Linked DNA regions of Homo sapiens: region 2 is linked to region 1. Evidence: chromatin loops called from intact Hi-C (ENCODE). Cell type or tissue: endothelial cell of umbilical vein. All regions are shown on one strand.

Region 1 (5,000 bases):
AATTGTTGTGTGTGGGTTTTATTCTTGAAGACAATGCAGGAGAGTTCATATTTCATATCACTCCAAAATATAAATTTTATATTCATTAACAATTACCTCCTCAAATAGTCATGTACTCCTAGTTAGTGATGCTTTTCATTCCTAATTTGTACACTGGAAAGCATTTAAGCTAAAGGCATTTAAGCTAAATGAAAGAAAAACACTATAAGTGAGATGATTAAAATATAATCTAGTGATTTATTTATGTAACTTATTATGTAATTCTTCAGTTTTATGTTATTTTCCCAGCAACATTTTGTGATTTTCCAAAAATAAACCATGGAATTCTATATGATGAAGAAAAATATAAGCCATTTTCCCAGGTTCCTACAGGGGAAGTTTTCTATTACTCCTGTGAATATAATTTTGTGTCTCCTTCAAAATCATTTTGGACTCGCATAACATGCACAGAAGAAGGATGGTCACCAACACCAAAGTGTCTCAGTGAGTAAATGCTCTGTTCATTAAATGGATGTCATTCAGTGAATAGAGAAGGATATGCCAGACAAGATCATAAGGTCTTGATAATCACAGGGACAGTGACCAAAGAAGCTGGAAAGATGGGAGATGTAGTCCCCCTATTTTGAGATGCCTCCTATAAGAATCAATGAAGAATAAATATGTCAACTGTCTTGTGTTACCTGGAAATGCTCTACGTGTTGAAATATATTAATTTTTTTAAACTGATCTTTAATATATTTGACTGCTAATATTTCTTTACTAATATTCATTTCGCAGCAGCCTGATCAAAGTTTTCCTTTTAAATGTCATTTTTATACATATTCTGTTTTGAATTTACCATTCTTTAGCATATTGAAAGGAGGTTTAGCATTTTCACTTTTATATTTCAATAAATAATTTCTTTGGTCCTTCACAGTGTAGCTATATTAATTCTCCAATAAATGTAGAGAGCAGACTCCAATGATAACAGGTGTATTAAAAGAAAAAAAAATTGGGAGACAGATACATGAGGCAACAAAGGAGATAGCAATGATCTTTCTCCTAAGAAACATTTATGAGAGTTAAGAGAGAAATAGATATATGAAGAGGTTCTTTTGTCCCTAAAAGGTTGACAAACATAAAATATTTCATTATAAAAACCATAGAGCAAGAAAATGAAATATTTTCTTCTATATATACATATAAAAGAACCAAAAATATGTTTCATCATATATATAGTAGCATGAGTTAACTTCTTTTGAAAGTGTTTATATTTGATTTCAGCTTTGAAAGCTTTCCTTTTTAATTTTTTTTGTTCGTTTGTTTGTTTTGTTTTGTTTTTGAGCCATCTCAACTCACTGCTACCTCTGCCTTCTAGATTCAAGTGATTCTCCTGTCTCAGCCTCCAGAGTAGCTGGAATTATAAGTGCGCACCACTATGCCCGCTAATTTTTGTATTTTTACTAGAAACAGGGTTTCACCATGTTGGCCAGGCAGGTCTCGAACTCCTGGCCTCAAGTGATCCACTCGCCTCAGCCTCCCAAAGCGCAGAGATTACCAGAGTGAGCCACTTCACCCGGTTTATTAAAATATTTTAAAATGCAGTTGTACTTTTTCTTTGCTACTTCCATCTTGTACATTAATCCGTTTTTGGTCCTTAGGACTGTGTTTCTTTCCTTTTGTGGAAAATGGTCATTCTGAATCTTCAGGACAAACACATCTGGAAGGTGATACTGTGCAAATTATTTGCAACACAGGATACAGACTTCAAAACAATGAGAACAACATTTCATGTGTAGAACGGGGCTGGTCCACCCCTCCCAAATGCAGGTCCACTGGTAAGTACAATGCTGTTCTCTCATATGCTGTTATCTATTATAAAGTTTGAGAGAAATAAATCTTTTTTACAGGTTAAATATAGGTTTTGCCACATACTTTTATCTTTATTCATTTGATTTTCAGTTCCAATTGTGTCCAAGTGGATGTTGAATAACATAGTTTGCCTACCTATATAAATCAAATGTTCTCAAAGTGTGGTCGCTAAACCGGTAGCATCATCATCTCCTTGGAGATTGTTTGAAATGAAAATACAATTCCATAAGCTCATTCTAGACACACGGAATCAAAAATGTCGAAATAGAACCCTGAATCTGTTTTACCAACCCCTCCAGGGAATTCTATGCACACTTCTGTGTGAGAAGCATTGCTATAGTCTATTATCACTACACATGGACCTGAAACTCTCTGATGAATTTTGCATTGTTCAGCATAGTATCCTTAATCATTGGCAATTAAATTATCTGAAGTTATTTTTATTATTATAGACTTATTTTCTTTTATTTTTCCACATCTCCAATTTAGATCCTTTGATTAACCATTCTTCTTCTCTACTAACTTGGGTAATTTTCAAAATGTGTTTTTAAATCTTTGCTTATTCACTAAGAAAATGCCTATTTGTGTTTATTTTTAAGAGGCTAAAATGTATAAGCAGGATGATTGCAAACAAAAATCTGGTATCACATAATCTATTTATGCTGACTTTTTGCATTTTATAAATTAATGTTAAATAAATAGAACTGGTAATATTTGTTTACTCAAACTCAAAGAGAGATATCCAGGAAAACTTTCGTTTACACTGGCTTCCAGAAGGGAAAAATAAAGGTCTATCAGTGTTCTAGCGAAGGATGAAGAAGAAATTTAAAACATCAAAGCTTGTACCTGACAAAAAATAGTTTCATGTCTTTTCTTCAATATTACATTTAAATTTATTAAAATCAACAAAATATTTGATGAGATTGTCTACTTATTTTAAATTCGTCTTGAAACATATTTGTAACTGTATTAGTTGATTTGCTACTCAAAATGAACACTAGGTGGAACCACTTCTTTTTTTTCTACTCAGACACTTCCTGTGTGAATCCGCCCACAGTACAAAATGCTCATATACTGTCGAGACAGATGAGTAAATATCCATCTGGTGAGAGAGTACGTTATGAATGTAGGAGCCCTTATGAAATGTTTGGGGATGAAGAAGTGATGTGTTTAAATGGAAACTGGACAGAACCACCTCAATGCAAAGGTAGAGTATTATATTTCTTTTAACATTTTGGGGGAGTATAGCAGGGTTAAAATATGTTGATTTAAACAAAATGAAGTCATTTTTATTAATAGATTTTTCAAATGCAAATAAAATGATTGATGGTGCTTAAAATTCAATTCTTCCTGTGAACAGAACACAAGTAATAGGGTGTATTATTTTTGAGAAAGATTCGACCAAATTAAAAGAGTTGGAACCTGAAAAACAATACTTTTTAAGCATCACAACACTTAGTTCCTTCTCAGGAATACGTGTAATAAAAGATACATTATGTGCATTTGACAGCCATAAGTGATGTGCATTCTAAGATATGGAATAGGCAGTTGAAGAGAGATCATAGACTGTGATATAAATGTGGGCATCTTCAGTATATGGATTATATTTAAAGGTGTGTGACTGACTGTATTTATAAAAAGAAGTCCGAGCACATAGTCCTGGGTCATTCTAATAAATAGAGATGGAGTAAGGGAAACCAGAAAAGGAAATTGTATCTTACTTACCTTTATGTTTTAAAATTAATGTTGTCCTGTGTTTTTTTTTTTTTTTCACTATTTTACTTAGACTCTACCTATGTTTATTATTGAAGTGAGTTTTTGTAGACAGCATATAGTTGGGTCATGTTTACATATCCATTCATCCTTTCATGGCCTGTTAACTGGTGCACTTGGACCAATTACACTTAACATAATTATTGATATATAGGACTTAAACCTCTGTCATTTATTTGTTTCTGTCTGTTCCCTCTGGGTTTCAGTCCTATTTCCCTATTCCTCCATTCCCTGTAGGGAAAATTATTAAGGAGATTAATTTTGATTCATATGTATTGTTTTCCATTGTATCTCTTTGCATAGCTTTTCTTCTCCTTTTAAAAAGTTGTTGCTCTAGCTAATACTATATATATGTAATAATATATTACTGTCTACTGGCACTGACATTTAAATCAACAACTGGAATATGGAAAGCTTACTTTCATGTAGATCCATTTATACTCTCCACATTGTAAGTATAAATGCCAGTCGTATTTTCTCTGCATGCATTGAGCACCATATTAAACTCATTTGCTTCAAATATCAAACATAATTGAAAAAACTTATGAGGAAAAAGATATCGTGTTATATTGACTCCTCTTTTTATCCATTATATCGTTCTATTTTTTCAGGATCCTGAAGTCTCAAGCTCTTTCTTTTATCTGTTTTATTTTAATTTGAAGAATTCCTTTAGTTATCTTTAGGCATAGGTCTACTGGAGACAAATTCTCTTGGTTTCCCTTTCTCTGAGAATGTCTATATTTACCCCTTTACTTGTAAAAGATCGTGTCACTGGATATCAAATTTGGAGTTGACAGTTCTTTGAACACTTGAAAACTGTGCCACATGGTTATAGATGAAAAACTTACCATCATTTGAATTGTTGATCCCCTCAAGGAAAAGCATAGTTTTTGTCTAGTTGCTTTCAAGGTATTTTTTTCTTTTTTTAAAGTAGTTTTATTTTAATGTATATTGGTATAAATTCCAATGTTTTTATCCTCTTTGGAGTTCACTCAGCTTCTTAAATATAAGTTTATGCCTTATTGTCAAAATGGGAAGTTTTCAGGTATCCTTTTATTTATTCATTTTTCCAGCCCAATATCCTTTCTCTTCTTTTTCTGCATCTGCATTATTTGTTGTTGTATTTTTCTGAATGTCTCAGTTCAGTTTTTTGTTTTCAGTCTATTTTCAGAGTGGGTAATTTATATTGCTGTATGTTCAAGTTCATGGATTTATTTGTCTGTCAGCTCCCCATGTATTATTAAGTATATTCAGTGTTTTTAAAAAATTTTTATCATACTTTTCCATTTTATAATTCCTACGGGATTTTTAAGAACCATCATCAATTTCAAAACCCGTGTCCTCTTAGTGTTACTCCAAAGAATGTTGAATATGAA
Region 2 (5,000 bases), 530 kb after region 1:
TGATGTTCGGACGTGTTCAGAGTTTCTTCTTTCTGGTGGGTTCGTGGTCTTACTGGCTTCAAGAGTGAAGCCGCAGACCTTTGCAGTGAGTGTTACAACTCTTAAGATGGCACGTCTGGCCGCGTCTGGAGAGTTGTTTATTCCTCCTGGAGGGTTCGTGGTCTTGTTGGTCTCAGGAGTGAAGCTGCAGACCTTCATGGTGAGTGCTACAGCTCATAAAGTCAGTGTGGACCCAAACAGTGGGCAACAGCAAGAGTTATTTCAACAAGCAAAAGCACAAAGCCTCCACAGTGTACAACATGACCTCAGCACGTTGCCACTGCTGGCTCCAGCAGCCTGCTTTTATTCCCTTATCTGCCCCCCGCCCCCCCACCCCCCCCCCCCGCCCACCCCCCCCCCCCCGCCCACCCACCCACATCCTGCTGATTGGTCCATTTTACAGCGAGCCAATTGGTCTGTTTTACAGAGAGCTGATTGGTCCATTTTGACAGAGCACTGATTGGTGCATTTTCAAACCTCGAGCTAGACACAGAGTGCTGATTGGTGTATTTACAATCCCTTAGCCATAAAGATTCTCCAAGTCCCACTAGATTAGCTAGATACAGAGTGCCTATTGTTGCATCCACAAACCTTGAGCTAGACACAGGGTGCTGATTGATGTGTTTACAAACCTTAAGCTAGACACAGAGTGCTGGTTGGTGTATTTACAATCCCTTAGCTAGACATAAATATTCTTCAAGTCCCCACCAGATTAGCTAGATACAGAGTGCCCATTGGGCATCCACAAACCTTGAGCTAGACACAGGGTGCTGATTGGTGCATCCACAATCCCTTAGCTAGACATAATCCGTACTAGACTCAGGAGCCCAGCTAGCTTCAGCTAGTGGATCCCACGCAGGGGCCGCAGGTGGAGCTGCCCGCCAGTCCCGCGCAGTGCGCTGGCACTCCTCAGCCCTTGGGCGGTTGATGGGACCCGGCGCCGCGGAGCAGGGGGTGGTGCTCATCCTGGAAGCTGGGGCTGCTCAGGAGCCCTGGGGGATTGCGGGGGGCTCAGGCATGGCGGGCTGCAGGTTCCGAGCCCTGTCCTGAGGGGAGGCAGCTGAGGCCTGGCGAGAATTCCAGAGCAGCACTGGTGTGCTGGCACTGCTGGGGGCTCCTGCGTACCCTCCACAGCTGCTGGCCCGGGTGCTAAGCCCCTCAATGCCGTGGGCAGCGGCGCCCACCGGCCGCTCTGAGTTTTGGGCCGGCAAGCCCACGCCCACCCAGAACTCACGCAGCCCCGCAAGCGCCCGTGCAGCCTCGGTTCCCACACACATCTGTCCCTCCACACCTCCCCGCAGGCTGAGGGAGCCGACTCCATTCTCGGCCAGCCCATAGAGGGGCTCCCACAATGCAACGGTGGGCTGAAGGGCTCCTCAAGCGTGGCCAGAGTGGGTGCCCAGGCCCAGGAGGCGCCCAGAGCGAGCGAGGGCTGCGAGGGCTGCCAGCACACTGTCACCTCTCATAATGATATTAATTGCAACATCACAATAGCAAAAATGTACATAAAACAAAGGTTAAACTGTAAGACAATGGTTAAGGCATGGCACATCTATATTCTGAAATACTTGGCAGTAGTTATAAATTGTGAGTTAGATCTATATTACTAACATGGCTAGACTGTGCAAGGGAGTGAATAAAGCAAGTTGCTAAAGAATGCAGATAATACAGTTCCAGTTATGTTAAAACAGTCACATACACTAAAACTGTATGTATTTCTTACAGTTGCTCGTATTTATAAAAGCAAAGAAAAAGTTCAAGTAGAGAACTTTCATTGATATTTAATGTTTTAATTATCTATAAAGTGACAAATCATGTTTTACTGTTCTTATTCCTGGTCCTAATAAAATAATCCAGCTAAGTCCATGCAAATTTAAAACAACCTCTTATTCTGTTTCATTGAATGCTATGAAATAAGGATTTACCTTTACTTTGAGTTTTAAGAGAATTTAGTTTGGTTTTGTGGATATTTGCTGACTTTTCAGCTATTGAAATATTTTTAAATACAAATTCACAAATGAGTATTTGAAAAATTGGAGGCTTTCATTAAAATGTTCAGGTTAAATCCAGGTTATCCTGACATCTAATTTTATTTCAAGTCTTATTAATCAAATTTTTCTTTAAAATTTTTTGGTCAAAATTATTTAAGTGATTTTACTGATACTAGTACTTGTTTCCACTAAGCCTCCTCTTACCAGATTCCCCTTACCAGCTCCTTGAGGGCAGGCACATCAACTTGCTAAATCAATGCCAGTATAGCAGTCAACCTCCTTTTAGGCAAATGCTCTATAATTCAACACCTTTGACTTAGCAGCTTCTCTGAATTTTCATCATGCAGGATACACAGGTGCCCAGTGTGAGATCGACCTCAATGAATGCAATAGTAACCCCTGCCAGTCCAATGGGGAATGTGTGGAGCTGTCCTCAGAGAAACAATATGGACGCATCACTGGACTGCCTTCTTCTTTCAGCTACCATGAAGCCTCAGGTTATGTCTGTATCTGTCAGCCTGGATTCACAGGTGAGGCCAAGGAGATGGGATATGACTTGACTTTCTGGTATTTTATGGCAGACCATGGCTTTAACCAAATGGTGTATTAGCAGGAAGAGCTGTACTGTGTAAACTCTGCTGCTGTGGTGCAAAGGGTCCCCCTTGTGGGCATGAAAAGTATCTTGTTTCACATTTCAGAATTCCTCAAATCACGAGAGAAATATTAAAGAGGGATAAAGGAGGAATGAAAGGGATGACATTTTTATATGCTATACTGGGAACTGGAGTGCATCTCAAGTTCTTTACGTTACACACAGAAAATGTTGAAATTTTTATGCTATCAAATTTGATAATGATGTTAAATTTTATGTTATTCAAATTTGCTAGAAAAGTTATTGTACTTATATTTACACTGGGAAAAATGACCTAGTCTCAAGTAATCTTCCTCAACGATTCTGTAGCTAAAGTCATTCCACATATCAAATTTAAATTACTCTTTTTTTTTCACAACTTGCTTACCTAAAACCCAGAGGAAATTTGCATGTATGTTATCCAATGAACAGTTTTGTATTGTCTGCTTTCTGTTCTGAAAATTTTCAGAATTATTGAGGCATTCCCCAATTCATTAATGGCTAGCAATTTACCTACAATTGCATTGATATCACTGAGAAAACCAATTACAATCTAGATCTCTATCATATTTCTTTCTCAATAGATTAAGTGATGCCTCTGGAAAATATATCAGTTGTTGTTGAGGATTTCTGAGAAAAGTAAATGAGAAATAAGAAAAGAAGGGGGTGTCTATTTACACTTAGGATTCTCTTTCAATGTTTCAGTTTTGAAATTTAATGGTCTTTGATTTGTGGCAGTGTTTGCTGCAAGGTCGATAAAAAAAATGTTTATTTCCTTATTCACTGACCTTTCAAGGAGAACATACAGTAAAAAAATTCCCCAGGTGTCAATATCAGGAAAGTGGTATTTTCCCTGAACAACTTCTATCATGCATGCTTTCCACCCTAGTTTAAAAAATGCATCCAAATAAATCTTGATGTGACTCAACTGATTAAATGCATGAAATAAATCTTGTAATATATAATATTTCCCAATTATGTAAGCTGCTAGAAATAAATATGAGATCTGCAAACATACAGGTCTTTCTGAAATATATTTGTGTATTTACCTCACCTCTGGGGATATTTAAATTTCCTGTTTCTGTTTCTTACTATTGCCTCTTTTCAAAAATTTGTTTCTAAATTATTTGATTTTGGTCTAGTGTATGCATTTTCGTCAGCTACTTTATATTTTTCTTGGAATAAGGTGAAGGCATTATAAATTATTTTTTAAATATTGGTTTTAGGGTCATAAAGGGGTGATTCTGTGAAAGTCAAAGGACATTGCTAATATTACCTCATCAAATAAAAGGAAATGGGTGACCCCTTGAATCTGCAGATCTAAAAGGAGAGACAGTAGAATGTTCCAGAAAAGTGTTGGGCTTGATTTCTGAAGAGCTGCCAGGAATGACTATATGAGTTAAGATGTCCTGACTGCCCCAAATCTCTGTGGCTTAATGCAATGGTTTATGTTTTACTCATGTGAATTCCAAAACTGGGTTCCCATCATCAGTTGTCCTACAAATGGCAATTCAGGGTCACAGGCTCCTCTATGTTTTTCCCCCGCTTCAAAATGTTACTTCCAAATTTGCTGTGCTCTTATGAAGCAAGCTACTGGAGAAGGAAAGAAAATGGAGTGTGACACCTGCAGATTTTATGGGCCAACCACTACAAGTAATGAATATCTCTTTTACCCACATATTACTGGTCAAATGTAATCATGTAACTACATTTAATTGCAGAAAAGACGAGAAAATCTAGTCTTTCTGTGTACCTAAAATAAAGAGAAAATAAGTTTTGCAAACAGATAACCAATTTGACACAATAGCTAGAACTGGTACACTGGGGATACGAACCTAGATCTTCTGATTCTAAGTTTATCCTCCTGCCTACTATGTCACATATTTTTATGTCTACACGTTTTTCTATATTTTGTTTTTAAATAACTTTTTAAATGATAATAGTATATTTATGTGCAGTTTTAAGAAATACAGGGAGGCCCATGTATGCTTTACCTAATTTTCCCAATAGTACCATGTTGCAAAACTATAGTTCAGCTATCAGACTTGCATATTGACATTGACAAAGTCCACATCCAGAACAATTATCATCACAAGGATGCCACCTCTCTCCTTCCCTGCCTCCTCATCCCTTATCCCTGGCAAATACTAATCTGTTCTGCACTTGTATAATTTTGTCATTCCAAGAATGTTATATAAATGGAATCATGCAATATGTAAAGTTTTAGAATAAGAGTTTTTTTTTTTTTCCACTCAGCATCATTCTTTGGAGATTTATTGAGGTTGTGTGTATCAATAGTTTGTTCCTTTTCATTGCTAAGTAAAATTCGATGGTATGTA

Evidence for each region. A loop is a pair of places that touch in the nucleus more often than their neighbours do. Peaks named below come from ENCODE experiments on the same cell type or tissue, not always from the same donor. Only the 100,000 strongest peaks of a DNase experiment are listed, where the experiment ranks them.
Region 2: it touches region 1 in a loop (7-fold over the local background); 10 of 110 quality-filtered maps call a loop at or near these places.

Annotation. Positions count from the first base shown.
Region 1 is chr1:196,825,189-196,830,188 of GRCh38, forward strand. It overlaps CFHR1 (complement factor H related 1), which reads left to right. Exons shown (of 6, transcript NM_002113.3): 2 at 289-483; 3 at 1,641-1,817; 4 at 2,882-3,058. Among named protein-coding and RNA genes, the nearest start is that of CFHR1, 8.0 kb to the left of the region's middle. In endothelial cell of umbilical vein, no CTCF peak of the experiment used is centred here; a DNase peak (open chromatin) is centred at 2,893; H3K27me3 peaks cover 166 bases.
Region 2 is chr1:197,354,454-197,359,453 of GRCh38, forward strand. It overlaps CRB1 (crumbs cell polarity complex component 1), which reads left to right. Exons shown (of 12, transcript NM_201253.3): 5 at 2,378-2,560. Among named protein-coding and RNA genes, the nearest start is that of CRB1, 89 kb to the left of the region's middle. In endothelial cell of umbilical vein, a CTCF peak has its summit at 2,675 (motif pointing left); a DNase peak (open chromatin) is centred at 2,668.